Linked DNA regions of Homo sapiens: region 2 is linked to region 1. Evidence: chromatin loops called from intact Hi-C (ENCODE). Cell type or tissue: GM12878. All regions are shown on one strand.

Region 1 (2,500 bases):
ACATGACTTTTGCCTTCTGCCATGATTGTGAGGCCTCCCCAGCCACGTGGAACTATGAGTCCATTAAACCTCCTTCTTTTGTAAATTGCCCAGTCTTGGGTATGTCTTTATCAGCAGTGTGAAAACAGACTGACACAGGTGTCTAGACTGATGATGCCATTCATGCAGCAGGGAGGTATGTAACAAGATTTATTACTTACATAATGAGGTTTTCTGGGGAGAGCAGAGCAGACTCTCAAGCAAAACCAAAAATGGCTTACGACAGCAGGGAAGGCCAATTGGCCTGGGGCTTTATGGTGGTTGGGGGTCGGGCCAGGATGAGGTTTCCCTGTTGCAGTCAGGGGCTTACGTGGCTTGAATTTCTCATCAGTGCCAGAGAAGGAAACAGCTGGGCTTAACACTTTGCCCAGATGTGGGGCAGAAGGGGAAGAGGGAGTAGTGGGGCTTGAAATCTGTCAGCCAACATCAAAAATGGAGTCAGACTCCTTATTATCATATTTGAAAGTATTTTTGTGTCTATTTGTTGGGTTCTTTGCCTTGGAGACAGTAATCTTTAGGTTGGTTTTTGTTATTAGTATCTACTTTGTGTTTGTCTCATTCTTTGCATTCACTCTGAATAGCCCCTCTGCCCTGTCCATAATTCAATTTAAAATTGTGTGCAGTCTTTTCCTTGCAGTTTCTAATTTACATCATAAGAAATGGTGTTTTTAATCCTTTCTTTGATTTCCGTGTTTTACATCTAATTTTGATATTTTGTCAAGTTGTCTTTTAGCTCGTTTCACTGAATTAATTTCCTTCTTAAGTTCTATCTCAAGAAGGATTCAAGTGGAATTTTTGTTTTTTGCATACTCTATACCTTTTATGTATTTTCCTGTAAAATTATTACACAACTGTCATGGCATTTCTTCCTATCCTACTTGTGTTTAGCATGAACAGCTCTGCCCAGACCTCTATTTTCTCTGGTATGTCTTCTTGGTTCTTTTTAATGTGAGATTGATTTGTCTTTCCATCTATGCTAGCTTGATGACTCAATATTCCATTCTACTTTTTAATAAAAGCTTAGGGTTGAGGGTAGCATTTATTAGTGGCTTTAGTTTTTACTTTCTTAGTTCTGAGATTTTGTCAACTGTCTTGTATCAAGATTCACTTGACTGGTATGGGCATGTCCAGTAGCTGAGGGGGTATCCCCCAGGCTTCAGATCAGTCCTCCTTTAATGGTAGAGTCCCGGAACCTCTGATTCTTCCTGAGTCAGCCCTGGTTTTTACTTCCCCATTTCATTCTTTCATTTCCACTTAGTATAGAGAAAGAATCAGAGTGCCTGTGGGTTTCAGCCAGTGTTAACATTAAGGCAGGCAGGGTGAGGGAAGGCTATTTTCACTGTAGCTTCAATGTAATCATCTTTTCCACTGGCTTTTTGTGTGGGTGTCTTATTTTTTATTTTCTCTTTTATCTTCAACTTTCATAGCTTCCTATTCATCATTTGAGATAATTAGATGTATTTTGTTTTTCTGCCTTTTTGCTCTACTTTTTCCCTCACTCAGATACATCAAAAGAGTGACCTCCGGAGCTTCCTCTGGACTCCGCTAGTCCTGCATCAGCCTCAGGCATTTATATTCTCCAGGTATTTTTCATGATTTCTTCTTGGCTGACTATATACCTCCAATTCTGCTCCTCTCCAAGTTTGGGGATATAAAGAGAACGCTCATGGTTTTGTGGAAACCTTCTTTTCCTAGCACAGTTTCAGCAAGTTGGGGACCACCTTTAGGATCCAGCTTAGCTAAGGCAGAAGTTCGGTTTCTTTTCTCGTCAGATCATTTTTCAAGTGTAGTATTAACTTATGCTTGTTTGTTTGTTTGCTGTTAATAAGTTGATTTCTTTTTCCTGTTGTCTATTTATGATGTTTACTTTTTTTAGTTTTTTTTACTAGCTGTGGCGTAAAAGGGAGTCTGTAATCTTGCCTCACTCTGACATGTCCACCGATTCTTTTCAAATGGTGTTCACAGGTGAAAATTACTGAAGAAAGCACTCTGTCTTTCACACATCCTATGTGTAAATATCGGTCCTGTTAATGGCACAGACCTCTGGGAGGCAGGACGGGAAAAACTAGGTGCAAATGAAAATGGACGAGTGATAATTTGAGATGGTCTTCAACTTTTAAGTTTGAGAATACATTAGGAGGGGATCTGTTCATATATTATAAAGTGTATTTTTGCTACATTTTAATAAATATTTCCCTCTCATCCTCTTCCCCACCCTCCATTTGTTTAAGGGTGGGTGAACATAAATATTGTTTTTTATGGGAAAATGTGGCCTACACCCTGGATACTATTCTCTGTTTCTTGCTTCTGTTTTTTTTTTTTTTTTTGAGACACAGTCTCACTCTGGCACCAGGCTGGAGTGCAGTGGCACGATCTCGGCTCACTGCAACCTCCACCTCCCGGATTCAAGTGATTCTCCTGTCTCAGCCTCCTGAGTAGCTGGGACTACAGGTGCGCACCA
Region 2 (2,500 bases), 530 kb before region 1:
CCACCTTGGTCTCCCAAAATGCTGGGATAACAGGCATGAGCCACTGTGCCTGGCTTTTATATGTATTTTCATTGCAGAGAAATATAATAGAGTGATTCATAAAACACATTCAGCTAGGCATAGTGGCTCACGCCTGTAATCCCAGCATTTTGGGAGGCCCAGGCAGGAGGATTGCTTGAGCCCAGAAGTTCAAGACCAGGCTGGGCAACAGAGTGAGACCCTGTCTCTACAAAAAACTTAAAAATTAGCCAAGCATGGAAGTACATGCTTGCAGTCCCAGCTACTCCAGAGGCTGAGGTGGGAGGATCACTTGAGCCTGGGAGGTTGAGGCTTCAGTGAGCTGTGATTGCACCACTGCAGTCTAGCCTAGGTAACAGAGCGAGATACTGTCTCAAAAACAAAAACAAAAAACATATTCAAACATAAAAGTACATTAATTAGGATATATTCCTGAGGAATGGGATGTGGAATGGAATTATAAATGCGAAGAGAAAATAAATTATGTAAAAATATCCTATAGGTAAATAATAATTTGTTCATATATTTTTTTAAATGGTTCATAGTAAGCATAACTGCTATGATATTTAGATTTCGTTGGATTCATTTAAAAGCATGTTTTATTTAAAAATGTTAATTTTTACATTTTGCGGAAAATTGCAACCTTTGCGAATACTTAAACTTATGATGAAAAATTTTAGGTGACAATTGAAAAATATGTAGGAGGGTAGATAGCATCTCATGTGCATGAGTAAAAATGTTTGAAGACTTAATTGAAATGTTTGGAGACTTATTCACAACCCCCTATTGGAAGTCATTTCCATTTCTAAAGAACATTTGTTCTTCCAATCTTTGATTTTTTTTTTCTTAAATAGAAAATCAACTAAATTTCCTTTTATATAGATTTTACATTGTGTTTCTAAATGCCCACCTCTTTTCTACCTTCCATCAATGGGAGGGACAACTTTTTTGTTTGGTTTGGTTGGTTTGCTTTGGATTGGTTTGGTTATTAAGACTTTGATGTCTGGTTAAATCAGCAATTACTGTCTTCCTGAAAGCCACAGAATGCTACTGGGGCATAACAGGAAGACTCATTTTTAAGGGGTCTGTAGGGGGAGCCAAAGACTGGAAAAGGGGAAAGGGACCAGAGACAGCCTCTGAATTACCCATTCAGGTAAGTACCCAGAGATGACAGACAAAAAGGGGAACCACTTCCGGGAGCCAAGGTGAATATTCAGGCTTCCCCGACGGGGGAGCAAAGTGTTACTTGCATCCAGAGCATTTCCCTAGGCCCAAGGCTTTATAATGTAAGCCCAGAGGAGACATTACCCCTTACCTGAAAGGCTGATGGGGAGGAGGAATTGGATCAGCAAAAAGGGGACACCCTAATTATAGAACAATGAACATTTTCAGGCCTATAAGTTGTTTTCTTCTTCTCACATATTGCCTTGGGATAAATTTCCAAGAGTTGGATTACAGAATGTCTTTTTGGCTTTTCATATACATTGTTATACTATTTCCTAGAAGACTTAGACCAATCTGTCACCACCAGCAAGGCACTATTGACTTCACCAAACATTGAACCCACTTGATATTATATTTTTTGAAAATTCTTACTGGTTTTGTATGTGTTAAATGATACCGCCAAGTTTCCCAAATTTACCTGGCTACCCTTGGGATTTTTTTGGTCTGTGCAATATCCTTGAATTAGTAGAACATTCCTTCTATAGTATTCCTTCTGGGGATTGTCAAACATTTAATTCCTGCCAGTCTATATTTAAACCAGAAACCTCAGTGAAACAGTTTGCTTGCACGGTTTTGGTATACTTTGGTAACTTGTTCTAATTTGAGAAATGGCCAGGATGAATTTTTTTTAAATCTCTAGTTTTTGGTAACTAACTGGGCATAGTTCTATTTAGAAAAGTATGAAAAGAATCTACTTTCATGAATTTAAAAGTTACACAAAAATAGCATAGCAAGGTGTACGCTTCTTGTGCTATTTAGAAATGTCTTTCTCATATAAGTCCGCTTTATTAACACTGATAATTTGCTCAAGGTGAGATATTTTAATTGTCATAAATTCATTCACCACCTTAAAAATTATTGAATCCTGGAATCCCAGCACTTTGGGAGGTCTAGGCTGTCAGACTGCTTGAGCTCAGGAGTTCAAGACCAGTCTGGGCAACATAGCAAAACTCCATTTCTACAAAAAATACAAAAATTAGGCAGGCATGGTGATGCACACCTGTAGTCCCAGCTACTCAGGAGGGTGAGGTGAGAGGATGGCTTGAGTCTGGGAAGCGGAGGTTGCAGTGAGCTGAGATTGCGCCACTGCACTCCAGCCTGAGTGACAGAGCCAGACCCTGTCTAAAAACAAAACAAAACAACAACAAAAAAAACCCCAATAAAACAAAGTTATGGAATCCTATTATGTACTATGTTAGATACTGGATGAATATGACATAATCTCTACTTTTGAGGAATTGATGGTCTGTAGGAGAAA

What was found. Peaks named below come from ENCODE experiments on the same cell type or tissue, not always from the same donor. Only the 100,000 strongest peaks of a DNase experiment are listed, where the experiment ranks them.
Region 2: a loop joins it to region 1, with 2.6 times the contacts of the local background. A loop is called at or near these places in 13 of 110 quality-filtered maps.

What each region holds. Positions count from the first base shown.
Region 1 is chr5:116,075,411-116,077,910 of GRCh38, forward strand. No RefSeq gene overlaps it. Among named protein-coding and RNA genes, the nearest start is that of COMMD10, 8.4 kb to the right of the region's middle. RefSeq lists an enhancer at 1,109-1,258. In GM12878, no CTCF peak of the experiment used is centred here; a DNase peak (open chromatin) is centred at 1,251; H3K4me3 peaks cover 303 bases.
Region 2 is chr5:115,548,217-115,550,716 of GRCh38, forward strand. No RefSeq gene overlaps it. Among named protein-coding and RNA genes, the nearest start is that of FEM1C, 4.7 kb to the left of the region's middle. In GM12878, a CTCF peak has its summit at 1,116 (motif pointing right); a DNase peak (open chromatin) is centred at 1,155.